Linked DNA regions of Homo sapiens: all the other regions are linked to region 2. A link is a contact called in ENCODE Hi-C or POLR2A ChIA-PET data. All regions are on one chromosome and are shown on one strand. The core of a region is the stretch at or near the end of the contact, and the rest is flanking DNA. Distances in the headings are between cores, read along the strand shown.

Region 1 (2,700 bases), core at 26-2,525, 3.0 Mb before region 2:
AGCATTGGCCTCAAACTCATTGGCCAATAGCATTATTATTCAGACTTATCTAATGTAAAGGACCTTTTTTAGAGGAAACATTTCTTTTTGGTCTTTGAGAATATATTCTTTGTATGAGAAACACTGCTTTCAAAATAATTAAGCTCAGTTCCATGTTTAACTGAATTCTCAGAAATGTTCTTTTAACTTCTGAATTTTCAGATCTTTCCCAAAAATCCTTTAGAAGCAGTGGATCTCATTTTGTAAATCTGTGAACTTTGAAAGCACATCTGTAGACTCCCATTTTAAAAAACAGTGGTTTATGATCTTTATGATCCATCTTCTTTTTAGAACACTGGGAGAGTGCAGGTGGCCCTCCTTATCCCTGAGTTTCACGTCCATGGATTCAGCCAATCATGGATCAAAAGTATTCAGAAAAAATTCCATAGAGTTTCAAAAAGCAAAACTTCAATTTGCCACACACCAAGTACTATGTTGAATCCATGCAAATGACGTGTAGGCATTGTGTTAGGTATTATAAGTAATCGAGAGATGATTTAAAATATACAAGAGGATGTGTGTAGGTTATTTGAAATACTACATCACTTTATATAAGGTAATTGAGCATCTGCAGATTTGGTAAGGGGTCTTGGAACCAATCCCCCATGCATACTGAACGATGACTAAATTGTCTTCATCTTTTAGTTCCTCTCTCATTCACCATAGTTCTTCTCTGATTAGTAACAGTTCACTTAACTATTTTGCAGGTTCTCACAGTTCTGTAGGTTAGAAAATAATTATATATACCTACACATACATATATGTATTTACTATAGGCTAGGAATTCATTTAGAGCAGTTAGGTGCTGATTTTTCTTTTTTTCCCTCTTAAAATAATCCCCTACCTTGTCTTTTGGTTTAGTTCTTCGAACTAATGTTCATTCTAACCTTTCCAGTCTTAAGATGATTATCCTTGATAGACGATTGAAGCAAAGTAGATGTTGGAGCTGAGAAGTTCTGCCTTTTATTATCTGTTAACAACATTGTATCATCTATTCTAGGCAGCAGGCTCATCTCATCAATTCTTTGTGTCCCAGATGAAAGGGGGAAAAATCGAGTGGTCTCTAACGTTTTTTACAACACCTTTCCTCCAGTCTCAGATGTCTGTGCATCTGTTAATATTCACTGTTGAACATGTGAACCTATCTATTTTCAACCTTTCCTGTGATCTTTTTTTAATCTTGTGCTTGTTCAAGTACTTCCTGTGAAGCAGCAGTGGTCTCTAAATACAACTCCTTCAACCCTCCCTGACCACCTCCCCGCCTTGTCAGGGCCTTCCACAATTACTCAGCATGTGGGTTTGGACAGCTGTTGGGGCTTCTGCACTTTGTGGGTCTTGATAATAAATTGAAATGTGCCCTCCTGAAATCCAGAATACATATCTGACATGGCCTGGTATTCCCCTTTGACAGTCAAAAACTCTTTGATACAGTTATTTTTTGAAGAGTATCATTACTACTTTACCACTTTTGCTTGGATTAGAATCCAGTCCGTAGTGTCAGTCTGCCTTGTTTCCTGTGCATTTTTAGAGGTGAACTTAATGCCACTGCAAGTCAGTGGTGCTTTAAGCTAATTGAGACTTCTAGGAGATGCTTGGTAGATGTCTGGTGGTTGCAACCCCTCGTTTCTGGTGCAGTCTGCTTCTGTGTCAATTTTTAAACATCTATGTTGGCAAATATACTATTTAATTCTTCTGTCAGATAAAGTTATCTGTGGGTTATTCCCAAGGAGATGTCATTAAATTCCTTCTGTCTTTCATTGTTCTGGTTCCTTTTCCAGTTAAGCATGAAATGGCGTTAGTAAATGTTTTATTATTTCCAAGCAATTCAGCATGCCGAAGATGACTATTATTTTAGGTTAATATCCAAGGCTGGCTGCCAACAAGATTGACTGTTTACTATGTGTGACGCCCAACTCTAGGCATACTATAGATTTCCTTGTAATACTGCTTAAGGATATCCTTTCTTCTGAATGTCAGGAGTACTCTTTAGAATCCACCACTTAGAATTTGTAGTGCTACTTCAGGGGCTTGTCGCAATTTAGCGTGAGTTCAAGAAATGTTAAGCCATTACTTTTTTTCCTTTTTTAGACAATAACTGCTGTGGTGTGTTTTACACTTGTTTATTTTTAAATCAATTCCCTCAAAGGCACTTAAAGAAACATGTCATTTACCATGTCTCCTAATGACAGGTCCTGATGACAAAATATATTAGTGGTTATTAGGATAGAGACAAGACTATAAATTTCTGGGAATTTTTGGATGCCTTATATTGAAATAGAAAATTTAGCAAACATTTAGTGCACAGAAGGGACTTTCCTGAAGGGTCATTCATGTTACTTCCCCATATTAGAGTAGCATACTTAATAGATACTTACCCATACCCTTGTGCCTGTCCCATCCTCTGTACATAAGCATGCATAGCATTTATTATTATTGAACTAAGCATATAGCTCAAAAGATTAGTGTCAGATGTATGATGGTCTTTTACATAGACAATATATTCAAAACTTTTGTAGGTATCCCTTCAAAGAAGAATGGCCAAGGAGAGTATTTTGACACTTAAGTAGCATCCAACAAGGCTGAAGGGGTAGAGAAATGTCTGAACTGGAAATACTGTTGAGGTGTAATAGACCAGCAAAGGACAGAGTTAAAGGGAGAGGT
Region 2 (2,791 bases), core at 224-2,723:
AGAAACCTTTACCTGTGTTCAATATCCACTTTAATTAAAAAGCTCTTGTAAATGATACTTATTTGGGGAAGGTGATTCAGCTTGTCGAGGGGTAATTAACCAAATTGCTGAGGTGGAAGTCTGGGTAAGTGAAAAGGTCATCAAATCTGAGTAAGAAAGCTTGCAGCTTTCACCTCTCCGTCAAGACTGGCAGAGAGGCACTTTCGTAAAATCTTTGTTTGGGATTCACTTTTACTTCGCCACTTGTCCCATTTTAATTAAAGCTTGCCAACTGAAGGACCTAAGAAAACAATATAGTTCTGCATTTTGCCAAATTGGGAAATTTCCAGGGCCCCCAAAATTTAGCGGGGAGACTCAGAGACTAGAATGGGAGAATAGGAAGCACCAACTTGCTCTAAAAGGAAGATTGGGTAAAAGCAGCACTCTTATTCCAGCTCTACAACCAAAGCAACTAAGACTTGGGCTGGCTGGCTGCCTAGCCACAGCATTCCCTCCTACTTCCCCATTATCTCCTGACCAGCAAGTCATCTTTGGTCACATATCTTTAATTATTTAGTTTGAGACAAAGTCTCACTATCACCCAGGCTGGAGTGCAGTGGCGCGATCTCGGCTCACTGCAACCTCCGCCTCCCGGGTTCAAGCGATTCTTCCACCTCAGCCTCCCGAGTAGCTGGGACTACAAGCGGGCACCACCATGCCCGGCTAATTTTTGTGTTTTTAGTGGAGATGGGGTTTCACCATGTCGGCCAGGCTGGTCTCGGACTCCTGACCTCAAGTGATCCGCCCACCTCTGCCTCCTGAAGTGCTGGGATTACAGGCATGAGTCACCAAGCCCGACTACATATTCCTTTTATTAATATTCCTGTTGAACTTAATTTTGGTCGTTTCCGGTGCAAAAATGTTAAGGTAAAGGGAATCAATAACAGCCACATTTGATGTATTTTTGTAATCCCCATCTCCAATTTCCATCCGGGCCTGAGTAACCAAAAACACTTTACAGGGGTAGACTGTCTCAACAGACATCAATTTGTAACCGCGTCTACCTCTACCACGGTATTCTAAAGACTCCGTCGAGGAAAACCTTTAGCTCGGGCAACGGGAGACACATTACAGAACACTGTCCGCCGCCGAAGAAACAGACGATACGCGGGAGAGTTGAACAGACACCCGGCCTCGCCCCGATTGCTTCACAGTCCTCAGCCACGCCCCTCCCAACCGGAACTACATCCCCCGCACTCCGCGCCCCCACGCACAGCGTGTCGTAGGCGTCCGAAGCCGCAGGCTCCCGCCCGGCTTCCCGGGACGCACAGGGCAGGCGCTGGGCATGCGCATGCTCGGCAGGCGGGGCAGCTGGAGTCTCCAGGCGCTGCAATCTGTTGCGCCGCCGCCCGCGGGAGCCGGCAGATCCGGGTCTTGTGGCTAAGAGTGACGTGGTCACTCGAATCAAAACAGAGGAGGGGGAGGAAGCCGGCGGCCAGAAACGGCAGTGGCAGCAGCGTCCGGAGCAGCCGCAGCCTTCTGGAAGCTCCAGGCGGTCTTTCTGCCGAGCCTCGGTCCCGGCCCCCATCCTCCCCGCCCCATCGGTTGTTGTCTGGGCGGGTGAGTGTCTCCCCCTCTCCCACCAGCGTTTGCTGGCTCACCCTCCCCTCGCCCCAGTTTTTCCTGGGGGCTCCTCAGGCTCTCGGGGACTGCGGCGGCTGCGGCAGAACAGGGCTGTTTCTCGGGCTTGGCGTTTCCTCGGCCGGGCTGGCGATTCTGCACCGGGAGAAGCTCCGCTGCTGCCGAGCCCGCGTCCCCCGCGAAGAGCCTGCAATTGGGTATTCTCTGCAGGATGTCAGAGTCGGGGCTTTGCAGGCAAGGGCAAGGTAGCCACGGGTGGTTTTATTTTTAGGATCAGATTGTCGACGGGTGGAGGCGTATCATGGAGTAAAAAGAGAGTCGTAGCTGGAAGGAAAAACTCACAAATCCTGAAATCCACACTATCTTGTTTACCGTCTCCCTCAGCCCTTTCTGGGTACGGTGAAGTCACTAGGATGCGTCCTTTGTTGTGATAAGTGAGACGAGAAAGCTGACACCCTGAAAGCGAGAGCTTTTTAGCTCCTATTGTGTCGCGAATTTAAAGGATCCCCTTTTTCTGTTTGCTCAGTAAGTGGAACCAAGGCTGACAGTAAAGAGGTAGCAGCACCCTTTATTGGAACTAATAGTGTGTGATAAACTGGTTACCGGCTCTACCCGAAGTCCCGTGTTGCTGTTTAAAGGCAGACTTCACCAAAGTGGCTGTTTATATGTGCCAGGATTTTAGCCGAGATGGTTTGCTAGCTGTAGAGAGTCGGTAGGATGTTTTCAGTTGCCCCAGTTGGCAAAACCGAGGCTGTGGCCTTAATAGAATGTGTTACTTTTGCATCGAGAGAGTCGGATGAGCTTCACACACGTAATAGCTACATTTGCAGAAGAGACCTTCCAGTTTGTGTGTGTTATTGTCAGAAACAGCAGCTGTACATATTATAACTTGGAAAGCGTAAGACCTTCCAGGTGTTGGAGTGTTGGGACGCTTAGGAGGCATTCTTGCTGCCCAGCGCTGTGGAGGTTGCAGGAGGCTTTGCATTCCCTTCCACTTAGGGTGGCTGGCCGCGCAGATTCCTTTAGTGTAGCCTGCTCCGAACTTGCCGCTCTCCGCGGCCGTCGACAGCACTGCGACCAGAAAACCAAACCTTTTTGTCCTAACTTTTTTTTTTTTTCCAACGTGGTGTTTAAGAACACCGCTTCACCCCCGAGAACTCATTAATTGAGG
Region 3 (2,834 bases), core at 328-2,827, 3.0 Mb before region 2:
CAAGGAGACCCTGGGCCTTGGAAGAAATAAAAATGCCCAGTGATGACAGTCCAGATAAAGCTGTGTTCATTTTTTACGTTTAGAAGACCATACTTTAAATCATGACTATCACTGAAACAGATAGATTCATTTATTGTTGAGTCCTGCTTTACCCTGAGATGTTCCATGAACACTGAGAATACATTTTCTTTGTTCTAATTCCAGCCTCTGAATCAGAGCCAACTAGAGTGGGCTCTTCATAAATATGCATTGACTGCCTGAGTATTAATGTAGGGCAGGGCTCTGATTAGCAAGTGCTACCTGCAGGAAGCAGAAGAAATACCACAAATGGAGATAGGACGCTATTAGCAGATTTTATTTCATTTTTTCCTGAGGCTTGGAAATAATCACTTCTCTCTCAGGTCAAACCTCTCCAGCTCTCTCCCTTCAGGATGTGAAAAGATCTCAAATAAAAGGCCTCTATGTGAGGATCTCTTTCGCTGGTTGCTGGAGGAAGAGCATGAAATGAGGGAAGAAGCAAATTGCTTCTGATTTATTGTTTCTGGTTTATTCCTTTCCTGCCAGTTCAGCAGCTCGCCAGAAACAGCACAAAACCTTACATCTTAACTTGAAGGTGAAGTATTTGTTTTGACAACTTTTTAGCATAGATCTCGGTATACAAAATAAAAGGTAATGAGGCTATGATAGTCTGAAGGACATCGGCAAATTAAAATTTAACATATTTATGGATTTTATACAAAGACTCCTCTCCCCTTTGCAGATAAAACGACTGCATCCAACTTTATGCAGATTTAACTAAAAGAAAAAAAAAAAGTCTTTTGTGAACCACCTGGGCCAATACTTAGTTGGCTTAATTGCTATTTCAGTGCCTTGTCAGGCTGCAGAGCCTGAACTAGGGAGATGCACCGGGCCCACTTGCAGGCGGGGCCCAGATGCACCCAAGCCCCATGGACAAGAGCACCATGGGCACCAGGGGCCTCCCGACCTGGCAGCCTGTTGCTAGTGGGCGAGGCAGGAGGACAAGTGCGGCTCAGGCCACGAGTCGGGCTGGGCGTGCAGAGAGGTTAGAATTACACCCAGATGGCGAACAGTCAGTCGTTCCTTTCCTGCTCTGGCTGGGAGCTAAACCTTGTAGTCCCAGACCCTTTCGCCTTCGCCTGCCGGCTCAGACCCAACAGCTCTTTCCGGACGACGGGCGGCTCCACTGCGATCAAAAGCCAGGGGTAGCGGGAGGGGATTCGTGAGAATGCAGCAGCCAGAGCAGTCTTTCCTTTCTGAGCAAGATGTGAGAGAGTCCGAGTGGCCTGGAGGAGGAACCGGGTCAACCAACTCCACAGGGCGGAGCGAAAACGCTGGAGGACTAAGGAGGCTAAGAGTTGATCCCCCCTTTGAGTCGTGATACGGTCCGAAGCGGGGCGGGGCGGGGCGAAGGAGGCTCCCCCTGGCTCTCCCCGCCCCTCACCCGCCTTCCTTGCTGAGCGGCCGCGGGAGGGGGAGCGCGAGCCCCGCAGGCCCCTCCCCCGGCGCCGGCGCCCGAGCTCCGCCCCTCGCCGAGCCGCCCCTCCGCGGCTGCAGCAAGAGCTCGCCCAGCTCTGCGGGCGCCGCCACCTTCGCCGCCACCGCTGCCTTTCTCCTCCTCCTGTCGGCGTGCGGGGGCCGCGCCCGGCGGCAGCTCTGCCCTAGGTGGGCGGCGGCGCGGCCCAGGCTGCAGCTGAGCGCTCTGCGCGGCGCAGCCGGGTCTCCCGCGTGTACCACGCCGTGACAGGTGCAGAGTCCGGGCTGAGGACCCACCTGCAGCCGCCGCCGCGATGCCCACCATGCGGAGGACCGTGTCGGAGATCCGCTCGCGCGCCGAAGGTAAGGGGCCGCCGAGGCTCGGGGCTAGCCCGGGGTCGGGAAGCGAGTGTGTGTGTGAGCGTGTGTGTTTATCCTGGAAGAGACCGCATCCTACCTCTTCCCCGGCGGCAGTCCGACTGTCGCGCCCGGCCCCTAGGGGACCCTTCCCCCCGCGCTGCCCCCAGTGTACTCGCAGACCCTTTCCAGGCTCCAGTACCCTCGAATGGGTGTTCTCCGCGGGAGCCCCGAGGCGTGCTTTGCACCGCAGTGTGACCATTAGGTCCCAGTCACTGAGCTCACTCGCCCTGCCCACCTCCCTCCCCACCAGTTCGATTTCCACTCAGCAGATCCCCAGCCCGCCGCCCCTGCCTCCGGCGCCCACCGTTTTGCAACCCCCTATCTGAGCTCCCAGCGAAGCGAGTTTGCTTTTCCCCGGCTGCAGGATCCTTTGATCCGTAGTCCCTTGGCTCTCGAAGCGCGGGGAGCCTTCATCGGGGTCGGGTGCCGAGTGGGTTCCCTGCATTACAGCTTCTGCAATTCTGCCTCCTGCAGCGGAGTCCCACCGGCTCGCGTCTGAGGTTTCGTTTTTGTGTTTCCCTTTTGCCCGAAACCCTCACTTCGGCCAGCTGAGCTGACTTTTCAGCCAGGTGGAAGCTGTTTTCTTTGCTCCACCTGGGGCCAGCTCTTGAATGGCCATGGTTGTCAACACTGAGCAACAGATGCTCCGGGGTAGAAGCAAGTAAGCTTTCCGAGGGCCCAGACTCTTCATCGTCTCCGAGGAGCCCTCAACATCCTGCCTGCCATGTGGCAGGCACTCTGTAAATATTATTTGATTTTGCTCGCGTCAAAGCCAAGACTGTAAATATCCCAAGGTTTGTTTGTCCTCTCCCATAAACCTGTACTTGAATCCTGCAGAGGGTGGAATAACATGTTTTTCAGAAATCTATCTTGCCATCATCGCTGATTCCCACTCTTCCTCCCCACCTCCATCTTTTAAT

Evidence for each region. A loop is a pair of places that touch in the nucleus more often than their neighbours do. ChIA-PET counts read pairs that join two places held with the same protein, here RNA polymerase II (POLR2A). Pooled maps may share reads with other maps.
Region 1: a map with no recorded cell type shows a loop between it and region 2 (7-fold over the local background). The contact joins the enhancer-like site here to the promoter of SMIM14 in region 2. A Hi-C loop is called at or near these places in 3 of 37 single-sample maps with no recorded cell type and 2 of 50 pooled maps.
Region 3: a loop to region 2 is called in a pooled map, with 4 times the contacts of the local background. The contact joins the promoter of ATP8A1 here to the promoter of SMIM14 in region 2. A Hi-C loop is called at or near these places in 3 of 37 single-sample maps with no recorded cell type and 7 of 50 pooled maps. POLR2A ChIA-PET finds 5 or more read pairs at or near these places in 1 of 52 experiments (naive thymus-derived CD4-positive, alpha-beta T cell).

Annotation. Positions count from the first base shown.
Region 1 is chr4:42,637,735-42,640,434 of GRCh38, reverse strand. All of the region lies in intron 1 of ATP8A1 (ATPase phospholipid transporting 8A1), which reads left to right. Among named protein-coding and RNA genes, the nearest start is that of ATP8A1, 18 kb to the left of the region's middle. RefSeq lists enhancers at 1,125-1,244, 1,475-1,524. Within about 2 kb of position 1,275, at least 4 of the 41 ENCODE cell types and tissues checked have a DNase peak (open chromatin) inside an H3K27ac peak, as active enhancers do.
Region 2 is chr4:39,637,547-39,640,337 of GRCh38, reverse strand. It overlaps SMIM14 (small integral membrane protein 14), which reads left to right and starts at 1,473. Exons shown (of 5, transcript NM_174921.3): 1 at 1,473-1,599. SMIM14-DT (SMIM14 divergent transcript) reads right to left here and starts at 1,198. Exons shown (of 6, transcript NR_183845.1): 1 at 1,044-1,198. RefSeq lists an enhancer at 814-1,531.
Region 3 is chr4:42,655,848-42,658,681 of GRCh38, reverse strand. It overlaps ATP8A1 (ATPase phospholipid transporting 8A1), which reads left to right and starts at 1,577. Exons shown (of 37, transcript NM_006095.2): 1 at 1,577-1,857. The coding sequence starts at 1,809. ATP8A1-DT (ATP8A1 divergent transcript) reads right to left here and starts at 1,159. Exons shown (of 1, transcript NR_186688.1): 1 at 335-1,159. RefSeq lists enhancers at 1,141-1,350, 2,341-2,390 and a silencer at 1,381-1,850.